Regions from separate parts of the Homo sapiens genome. Here region 1 is linked to region 2. A link is an interaction called in ENCODE POLR2A ChIA-PET data of the cell type or tissue named here. Cell type or tissue: Caco-2. All regions are shown on one strand. Each heading gives the region's core, and the rest is flanking DNA. Links, peaks and the distances in the headings are about the cores only. Region 1 overlaps TDRD7 (tudor domain containing 7). Region 2 overlaps TMOD1 (tropomodulin 1).

Region 1 (5,382 bases), core at 245-5,244, 110 kb before region 2:
AAACAGACACAAATCCTTGCTTTCATGGAGCTTGCATTGAAGTTGGGGAGAAAGATAAAACCATTAAATGGAGAAGAATATTGGATGGTGATAAGTGCTAAGGAGAAAATCAGGGAAGCTGGCATCTCAGTTTTGATTTTGAATAGGGTGGCCAGAGAAGGCCTTACTGTGGAGGTGACAGTTGAGCACGTACTTTAGCTGAAGGAGGTAAGGCTGTGAGCCACATGTGCCCCTGGAGTCAATATGTCCCAGGTAGAGAGAATGGCAAGTACAAAAGCCCTGTTGTGAGGCCATCTCAGGCATGTTCAAGGAAAAGCATGGAGCCCAGGATGGGTGAATGAAAATAAAGAGAAGAGAGAACTTAGGGCAAAGAAGTGGGGGTTGCAGGTTATGCAGGGCCCTTTTTGGCTCTGTAAGGACTTGGCTTTTTGTCTGAGTTAACACAGGAAGCATTAGAGGGTTTTGAGTGACGTGATATAATAGTATATATTATATGAAAAGATCACTCAGGCTGATATGTGGAGAACAGATTCTAGGAGGTGAAGTGGAAGCAGAGAGACCAGCTAAGAGCCCAGCTGCTCTGCTCCAGGAAAGAGATGTTGCTGACACGGACTAGGACAACTGCCATGGAAGTGGTGAAGAGTGAAGGAATTGTAGACATCCGCCTTCCATCTTTATGTATCACATTGCTTGGGGGAGGATTGAGAACTAATACTGACCTCACTCATCTTACAGATAAAGAGAATGAGATCCAGGAGAAGGGGCTTATCCCAGGAAAATGAGTGAGCAGTGGCATTAAACTTGCGGAACACAAGTAAAAGGAGGCTCAGGCATAATCTTCTGCAATCCCCTGCCCTTCCCCCAAAACCAAATCAAAATATATCAATGGCCAGGTGTTAGCAACTTTACTATTGAAATATTTTAAAGTAGATTTTAACTGTGATAATATGTGCATTAAAAAGGGGGTGAAAGGCCAGGCACGGTGGCTCACACCTGTAATCCCAGCACTTTGGGAGGCCAAGGCAGGTGGATCGTGAGGTCAGGAGTTCAAGACCAGCCTGGCCAACATGGTGAAACCCCGTCCCTACTAAAAATACAAAAAGTAGCCAGGCATGGTGATGGGTGCCTGGAATCCCAGCTATTCAAGAGGCTGAGGCAGGAGAATTGCTTCAACCTAGGAGGCAGAGGTTGCAGTGAGCGGAGATCACGCCACTGCCCTCCAGCCTGGGTGACAGAGCAAGACTCTATCTGGGGGAAAAATAAAGGGGGAGTGAAAGTAGGAAGTATGTGTGTGGCATAAGCTTTTCTCAGGTCAGATTGAGAAATATAACTTAGAAAAAACAGTCTGACAATGCCAAGAAATCAAGGTGGGTAAATGTGAGGTTGGATAGGGTGGGAAAAGTGAAAAATAAGGATGAGCACTTCTGTGCCGTGCAGATTCACACTGGTATTTTATTTAATTTTCTTCCAAGAGTCTCGGGGCAAAGGATAGAACAATTAGGATGGAGGTCACGAGACATCTGCTATATAAAGGAGAAGACACATTTAAAGAGGGTGGGACTAGAGAAGCAAGCATTAGGCAAAGCTTCGTACCTCACTCTGCTCTGGCCGTTAAACAGGTCATGGGTGGGGACAAGAGGAAGACTCTACCTGAATGCCGCTCCTTAAAAAAAAAAATTGTGAAGTGCCCTTTTTGGGAGATCCCTGCTTGCAGCTGTTTCAGAGCAGAAATAAGGAAGATAGAAGGGACATTTCAGGGGCAGTGGTCTAAAATGGTTCTCCCAAGGGTGGAAGGAGTGGAAGGCTTTCGCAGAGGGCAACCTGTAGAACAAGCCTCTGATTAGACTCTAAGACAGGGCTGGACCTGTCCTTTCAAACCTGAATCACAGTGTTCTGTTAGGTTTTAGTAACAGGACACCCATTAGTAAAATGCATTTATCCGACATTTTTTCCCCATAAATTAATGGTTGCTGTCCACTCCTAATGTAGCTGAGAAAAGTAGACCACAGAGGGGAGGTGGCAGTGGAGCAGATGCTCTTTCCAAAATGAAGGGAAGGAGAATACCATGGAAACTCTATTCTTAAGGCAAAGGGTAAGGCCTTCTTACTGAAACTCTGGCAGGGGAATATAAAGTAGTCTGGCCAGGGAGGAGTCAGATATATTGAACAGTCTAATTTGAGTCGTTTACACTGGTCACACCCAGATGGATATTTTCCCTGGATGTGTGCTAACCACCTGACATTATATCTATATGTAATGCGTATGTAGCTGATAGCCAAGGCCCACTTAGGCATACGGATATACAAAGATGCAAAGCCCAGTTTCACTCAGAAGAGCTCTAGATGAACTGATGGGAGGGATTGGGTTTTGAAGGGAAGAAGAGCACATAGATGGGGAAGGTGGAGATCAGAAATGGATAGTCAGGGTGGATTGGCACTGAGGAGTAAGCAAGTGATGCTTTAGTATGTCCTCTTGCAAATTAAAACTTGGCCAGTCTCCACTGTTGCTTTTACTACTTGTGGAAATAACTGTATAGTAGTTCAGTGATCTTTGACTCATGAGTCATGAACCATTGTTAAACTATTTTCCGTGTCATCAGTTTACTATTCAGGACCCAAAATTCATACTTCAGCATTGACATCTGGCAACCGTGAAGTATAGGTCCCAAAGCTGTCCTCTTTCCTGCTCCCTGGCATTCATTCAGAGTGTGGACTTCAGAGGTAGTGGAGGTGTGCAGACTCTGCAGTTCTCTGTCTCTGCCATGAATTTCTATTGAGTATCTCCAGCTGTTCCATTGTCTTGGAATCCACACCAGCCCTGTGACTAAGTGGAGTCAGCTGTGGATTTCACACCACTGTTTTTTTCTTTTTTACTCTGCTTACCCTTTCTTTCCTGTCTTGTCTCCTGTTCTTAATTCTTCAGGGTTTGCTGGGTGTTTTTCCCAGTACCAGTAGACAGGGTGATATAATGGGAAAAGTGTGGCCTTTGGCATCAAACAGACCTGGATTGAAATCCTAGCTTATCTACATCCCGCGATATCTTAAGTATTTAACTTATCTGAACCTTGGTTTTCACATCTATAAGTTGAGGATAATAGCCTCCCAGCATTATTATAGATACTAGATTTTTAGAAAAGCCATTTCTCAGAATTTACATAAGAGAAATAAAAACATGTGCCTACCTAAATACTTGTACATGAATGATCAAGGCAACTTTATTTATAATATCTCAAAATTGGATGCAACCCAAATGTGTATCAACATTTGAATTGATAAACAAATTGTAGTATACCCATACAGTGGAATACTACTCATCAATAAAAAGGAATGAACTGAGTTAAATGCAGTAACATAGATGGAACACAAAGCACTAGGCAAAAATAATCCATAGTGACAGAAAGCAGATTGGTAGTTGCCAGGAGCCAGGGCAGTGTGTGTATGAACCAGAGAGGGCTGACCACAGAGAAGCATAGCTTAAAAGAACTTTTTTTTGGGGGGGGCGGGTGGGGGAGGGTGTGGTGGTTAAAGATATGCTGTACATGCAGTAAAAATCCCTCTTTATAGCCAATCACCTCCCCTTACCCCCAGCCCTTGGCAACCACTGATCTAATTTCTGTGTCTGTAGTTTCGCCTTTTCCAGAATGTTCACATAAATAGAATCATGTATGTAGCCTTTTGTGTCCAGCTTTTTCCTTTAGCATAATATAAGAGTCATGCATGTTTTATGTATCAACAGATTGTTCCTTTCTATTACTGAATAGTATTCCACTGTATGGCGCTACTAGTTTGGTTTATCTACTTACCTTTTGATAGACATTTTGATTGTTTCCAGTTTGGGGGGCAATTATAAATAATGCTGTTATATACACACACACGTTTCTGTGTGGACATATGTCATCATTTCTCTTGGGCAATAATGTAGGAGAGGACTGCTGGGTTATATAAGTGTATACTTTACTTTGTAAGAAATTGTCAAACTGGCCGGGGCAGTGGCTTATGTCTGTAATCCCAGCATTTTGGAAGGCCAGGGCGGGTGGATCACCTGAGGTCAGGAGTTCAAGGCCAGCCTGACCAATATGGTGAAACCCCATATCTACCAAAAATACAAAAAAATTAGCTGGGCGAGGTGGTGTGTGCCTGTAGTCCCAGCAACTCGGGAGGCTGAGACAGGAGAATTGCTTGAACCTGGGTGGCAGAGGTTGCAGTGAGCCGAGATCGGGCTACTGCACTCCAGCCTGGGCCACAGAGCTGGACTCTGTCTCAAAAAAAAAAAAAAAAAGAAATTGTCAAACTATTTTTCAAGGTACTATTTTGCATGCCCACCAGAAATGTATGAGAGTTCTAAATGCTCTGCTTTCTCATCAGCACTTCGTATTGTCAGTTTTTTAAAAAATTAAGCTGCTCTAATAGATGTGTAGTGATACTTCATTGTGAATTTAATTTGCATTTCCCTAATGACTAATGCTGTTGAGCATCTTTTCATGTGTTTTTTTGCCATCTTCATTTTTACTTTAGTGACATATGTATTCAGGTGTTTTGCACATTTTAAATTGGGATCTTTGTTTTATTATTGAGTTTTGAGTATTGTTTATATATGACTACCAACTTTACCACGTCTGTTATGAAAATATCTTCTCACAATCTGTGGCTTTTCATTTTTGAACAGCTTTTGGAAGAGCAGACATTTTAAATTTTGATGAGATCCAATTTGTCAATTTCTTCTTTTTTTCTTTTTGAGACAGGTTCTCACTCTGTCGCACCATGACGGCTCACTGCAGCCTCTCAGGTAGCTGGGACTACAGGCACGTGCGACTATGCCCAGCTTTTGTGTGTGTGTGTGTGTGTGTGTGTGTGTGTGTGTGTGTGTGTGTGAAGACGGAGTCTCACTATGTTGCCCAGGCGAGTCTCGAACTCCTGAGCTCAGGTGACCCATGTGCCTTGGTCTCCCAAAGTGCTGAAATTACAGACGTGAACCACCGTGCCCAGCCAATTTTTTCTTCTATGGTTCTCAAAAGTCTTTGCCTAACCCAAGGCCACAAAGATTTACTCCTGTGTATTTTTTAGAAGTTTTATACTATTAGCCTTTTCATTTAGGACCTAAATTATTTATTTTGAGTTAATTTTTTGTATATATAATATGAAGTTCATTATTTGCATATGAATGACCAGTTTTACTAGCACTGTTCATTGAACTTTCTTCATTGAATTTCCTTAGCATCTTTGTTAAAAATCAGTTTACTAGGCCGGAGGTGGCTCACACCTGTAATCCCAGCACTTTGGGAGGCTGAAGTGGGTGGATCACTTGAGGTCAGGAGTTTGAGACCAGCCTAGCCAACATGGCAAAACCCTGTCTCTACTAAAAATACAAAAAAATTAGCCAGGC
Region 2 (5,382 bases), core at 211-5,210:
TTGGTCCTTTGAAACTAAGACTTCTAGGCCAGCAGACCACAGGGTCATGGGAACAATGAACAAAAGTTTTGCTAGTGCATCACTAGGAGAAATGGTGAGTGGTGCCACTCCTATTTCCAATCTTGATTCCCTGACCCATGAATCCTAGCTATGGGAGAAATGGCATCCGCAATTGCCCACTGATTCAGAGCATATACAGCCTTCTGGAGAATGTTGCCCCGGCCTGTAAGGTGTGGCCACCTAGCTGGCACTGTAACTGAGTCTTCAAAAGGCCGTTACCCCGTTATATCGAGCCAGCAGCTTCAGGATGGTGGAGAACATGTGTCATGGAATGAATGAGCTGAGAAATAAAGGACCAGAATAATTCTTCTCATTTAATGTTTGATGTTTTATCATTGCATTTCATAGTTGGCACATTTAGAAGTGTGTTTAATACTCAGAATTCATCCCTGCAGTCAGGGTACACAGTGTCAAGAGTCAAAAGTCTCTTTGGTTGTGTATGTGGTTTAGCAAGTCACACTAGAACTGTGAGCATGGGCATAGAGGGGTTCGTAGGTGGCCTCCTAGACAAGGGTCTTCATCCTACAGCTATATCCCAGGCACCCAGGTCAATAACCAGCACAGAGAAGGTAGATAATCAAAGTTACTGAACTGAGTAAATGTTCCATGTTATATATTTTTAATTAAAAATGGAATGTATCACACCCTTTTTTTAAACCAGCCATTGCTCAACTCTGGTTTAATAGTGATCCATAAAGAAAACAACACTTCAATCTCACTCACCCAGAGATGGTCACTGCTAACATCCCGGGAGCACAGTTTGATGAAAAAATGCAGGACTAGAAGTTAGGTGTTTCGCTTCCAATCCCAACCCTGTCTCTTCCACTCCATGTGACCTTGGACCAAGCTGCCATCCTTCCTAGACCTCAATGTCCCCAGCCATGGAATAGCAGAGTTGGTTGGTCATTTTCAGGGTTAAGCTAACCTGACTTATAATCTGGTCTTATACCCAGGTGTGATTAAGTGGCTTCATTCCAGATAACTCAGAATCCTTGCCTAGGGCTCTTGGGTCCCAGGCCCCATAGAATTACACATCTCTCCAACAGTGTGTCCTCCTCTTCCTGATATTCACGATCTTCCCCTGCCTGCCAGGAGAAGATGGTTTCCTGATGAGGCTGCTCAAGTTGATCAAAAGTCGGCATTGGTGGAAAGAGCCTTGCATTTCTCTTTCTTCCCCCGCATCATCTCTCCCCATTAGCCTGTGTTTCAGTAAAAACAAGCCATGTAGGCAAGAAAAAAATCAAGCTGCAAAATTATTCTGTTCTAATTCTATCCTAGATCACTGTCACACAGAATTCCAAGAACAAACAACTTTATAAAGGGAGAACAAAAGAGGCATGTAGCCACTTCCAGTTAACTCAATAAATGTGACTCGGTTACCTGCCGAGCACTGTGCTGGGCACCAACAGGGCAGCCTGGCTGGGACTCTGCCTTTCAGGAGCACAGGCTGGTGGGGACACAGGCATAATACACTGAGCTTGACACAGAGCAGACAGGAAGCTGTGCCAGGAGATTAACTCTTACTGGTGCAAGGCATCACAGAGCAGGTGATACTGGAACTGAGCTCTGGATTTTTTTAATTCCATGCCGAGTGAGGGCCTTTGAGAAAGGCCGCAAGGAGAGTGTTGTGTAGGGAAGGAATTGGGGATGGGAATCTTAGTGTGGTTTCTGTGGAGGGTCAGATGCGACTAGAAAGAGGGGTTGGGATAGATAACGCGGGGGAAGAGGGGGCGGCAAGGCCGACTGACGGGTTTAGACTTTGCTCAGTGGGTTCAGGGAGCCCTTGAGGGTCAGAGACTCAGAGGGGTTTTGGGAGCTGATGCTGGGGACACATGGACTGGAGGGGTGTCAGGGAGATGGGTGAGAGGTGGGAGGCGCTCCCGCGGGGGAATCTCTGCCATTCCCAGGGAGAAGTGCACCTGAGGGCCCTGCAGGCCTTTTGGGCTGTTTGAGTTGCCCTGAGATGCTGCATGGGGATGAGGTTAGGTCAGGCTGTGACCGCAAATAAGGCAGGTGATGACAAGGGTCAGAGCCAAGCGACAGACCTGGGAGTGGAGGGGGACAGATGGAGGAGGCCTCGCAGAACCCAAAATACATCCACCAGCAACTGCATTCTGTTTCACCCCCAAACTGGCAAAGAGCTCCCGCAGGTCTGCCACCCGACATATCAGAGCATCCAGCCTCAGCAGCAAATACCCAGGGCCCTGCAGCTCTCACACAGCCAGCTTTCCCGCCCAGGTGATTAGCAGGGAAGGGACACTCCACTTGTGCTACTGGAGGGACAGAGCACCTGGGGCTCAACTTGCTGACGGTCGCAGGACCCAGGCAGGCACGGAGACTCGGATTTCAAACAGGCTCCAGAGTGTGTGCACCTCCCACTCTGGCAGGAGAAAAGTAATTGAGCACAGGGGTGTGGGAGCAGGCATGGGCCATCTGAGACCTGAGATTCTCAGACCACTGTGGTTTCCCAGTTGGCATTTTCAAAGACCCCTTTCTCTCTCAGTTCAAAGAAAAGAGAAGAGAAACCAGAGAGAGGATAGGAGATAATGGAGGCCAGTGAGTTTCTGTCCCAGCCACACAATTGATCCCTTCATTAAGATCAGCTCTGTTACCTGATTTGCAAGACAGTATGTGAGCTTCGAAAAGGCCTGGAGGGCCTCCCTTCTTTTGGAGAGCACAAACATTCCAGTTCTAGTTTCACCCTCCCTTGGCCCATGCTCTGAAATCACAGCACAGGGAGAGGCCAAAGATATGCAGACAATGAGAGACTCCTAGCCAGCCAGCAGGTGTCTGCCCCTCCCACGGCTTCAGAGCAGGAGCAGAGCCCAGAGAGGGGAAAGAACTTGGTCTAGGTCACACATCCAAGCAGAACCAGATCAGAACCCTGGTGCCTTGGCACCTAGGCCACTGCCCTCTCTGTTATAGTCCATATTCCTCCTGTTTTTGTTTAATGAGTGCTTAGATGGCACTCACTATGTGCAGGTGCTGTTCTAAGGAATTTGAAAATATTAACTTATTTGACCATCATCATGATCCTAGGAGGCAGGCGCTGTTATCATCCCCATTTTACAGATGAGGAAACTGAGAGGTGAAGTAACTTGTCCAAAGTCCCACAACTAGGCGATGGCAGAGCCACTGCGTGTGGGTCTGGAGTCCACGACGTAGCCATGCCACTCCAAGGCCTCATGGGAGTGTTCAGGGAGAGAGTTTAGACTGCAGATGTGCTCTGGTTTTGTGGTTGGGGGTCGCTGTAGGAAAATAATCCCTCTTTTTTCTGGGAAAGAGCCTGAGGTGCAGAAGTCCAGGTTCCAGTCCTGGCTCTGCTCTGGACTTGGGTACGTGATTTTCCTTCTTTGGATCTCAATTTTCCTGTCTGTAAAATGGATACAGTCGGCCTAGATGGCCTTGGAAGCCCCCTCTAGCTCTAACCACATATGATTTCTTTGAACCATTCCTGGCTGTCTTAGTACCTGAATTCAACAAACACTTCAAGGGGTGACGTTTCTGGTTATGCAATTGTTAAGCCCCAGTGTCATGTGGCAGAATGGAGTACGAGGACTTGGAAAGCAGCTCTGTTTGCAGCAGAGGATTCCAAACTTGTGCACGTTAAAAAAAAAAAAAAAGTCCCCAAAACTTTCTATCTCTCTCTCTGGAAAAACTCGAGCTTATCATGAGATTGTTGCACTTGGACTCCCTCGGGAAAGGAATGCTTCATGTGCTAAAAGTATCCGCTGTTGACTGATTCCCCAGAGGATCTGCCCTTTCTCATCTCTCTGGAGTTAAGTGGATGCTGCTCTGAAGCAGAGCCAGCTCCTCAGTTCAGATTGCCTTTGTACCAGGCAGTGGGGGCAACACAGAGAGAGGTTTTGAGAATGACAAGTCATCGTGACTTCTGCAGGGAGCAGTGTACAGTTTTCATATGAGTAATAGACGCTCAATACTTCCTGGGTGTGCCATAAGCAAAGCCCTACGTGGATTATCTCATTTAGTCCTCTGGGAGGGTTCAGTCATTAGCCCCATTTTAAAGATGGAGAAGCCGAGGCTTAGAGATATAAAGTAACCTGCCCAGGATGCAATCTGAGCGGTGCTGGGATTCCAACCTAGACAGTCTTGGCCCAGTAACCTGTGCTGTTAACCCTGGGAGCACCTCTGAGACTAGCCCAGAAGGAAACTCAGAGAGCAGATTGGGGAATTATGCGTAAATTCTTATTTCCAACTTGATTTCTTTTGAAGTTGTTATGTTATTTTCACAATAAATACTAATCTTTCAAGAAAAGAAGAATCCACCAACACAAGGAATTTAACTGTAAATATTGATTGTTAATGAGGATTTGGGGAAAGGCAGAACATTTTTTAAACTGTCTCAGTAAAAGGCTCAAAATATTCGCAGGAGAGAAGATGGTAGAGATAATTCAACCTTATAAAGAAATTGGGTCCTAAGAGTTGATTTTAAAGTCAGCTGTCAGGAATCTGTGACACAATATAACCATAGAAACAATAATGGAAAACAACAGACCCTCTGCAAAGCCTGAATAATAATAACGATGATTTTCTACTGAGGAGTTTTTTTTTTTTTTTTGAGACAGAGTCTCGCTCTGTCGCCCAGGCTGGAGTGCAGTGGCATGATCTCGGCTCCCTGCAAGCTCTGCCTCCCGGGTCCACGCCATTCTCCTTCCTCAGCCTCCCGAGTAGCTGGGACTACAGGCGCCCGCCACCATGCCTGGCTAATTGTTTTTGTATTTTTAGTAGAGACGGGGTTTCACCGTGTTAGCCAGGATGGTCTCGATCTCCTGACCTCATGATCCACCTGCCTCAGCCTCCCAAAGTGCTGGGATTACAGGCGTGAGCCACCGGGCCCGGCTTTTTTTTTTTTTTTTTTTGAGACAGTTTCACTGTTGTTGCCCAGATTGGAGTGCAACGGCGTGATCTCGGCTCATTGTGACTTCCGCCTCCTAGGTTCAAGTGATTCTCCTGCCTCAGCCTCCCAAGTAGCTGGACTTACAGGCGCACATCACCATGCCCGGCTAATTTTTGTATTTTTAGTAGAGATGGGGTTTCACCATGTTGGCCAGGCTGGTCTCGAACTCCTGACCTTAGGTGATCCACACCCACCCCCCCCACCACCCCTTGGCCTCCCAAAGTGCTGGGATTACAGATGTGATCCACTGCACCTGGCCTCTGCTAAGGTGTTCTTACATGCCAGGTGCTATGCTAAGCATTTTATGGGCATCATTTCATAAAATATTTACAAGGATCTTACAAGATTGATCCTCATAGGATGAGGTTTAATGTCATTCTGTAGATAAAGAAATAGGTTCCCAG

What was found. Peaks named below come from ENCODE experiments on the same cell type or tissue, not always from the same donor. Only the 100,000 strongest peaks of a DNase experiment are listed, where the experiment ranks them.
Region 1: POLR2A ChIA-PET joins it to region 2 with 6 read pairs; 4 of 35 experiments call an interaction of 5 or more read pairs at or near these places.

The regions. Positions count from the first base shown.
Region 1 is chr9:97,416,874-97,422,255 of GRCh38, forward strand. All of the region lies in intron 1 of TDRD7 (tudor domain containing 7), which reads left to right. Among named protein-coding and RNA genes, the nearest start is that of TDRD7, 7.5 kb to the left of the region's middle. In Caco-2, for the core only: no CTCF peak of the experiment used is centred there; no DNase peak of the experiment used is centred there.
Region 2 is chr9:97,525,867-97,531,248 of GRCh38, forward strand. The region is part of intron 2 of TMOD1 (tropomodulin 1); the gene reads left to right. Among named protein-coding and RNA genes, the nearest start is that of TMOD1-AS1, 12 kb to the left of the region's middle. RefSeq lists enhancers at 2,310-2,409, 3,842-3,891 and a silencer at 4,980-5,138. In Caco-2, for the core only: no CTCF peak of the experiment used is centred there; DNase peaks (open chromatin) are centred at 2,368 and 2,805.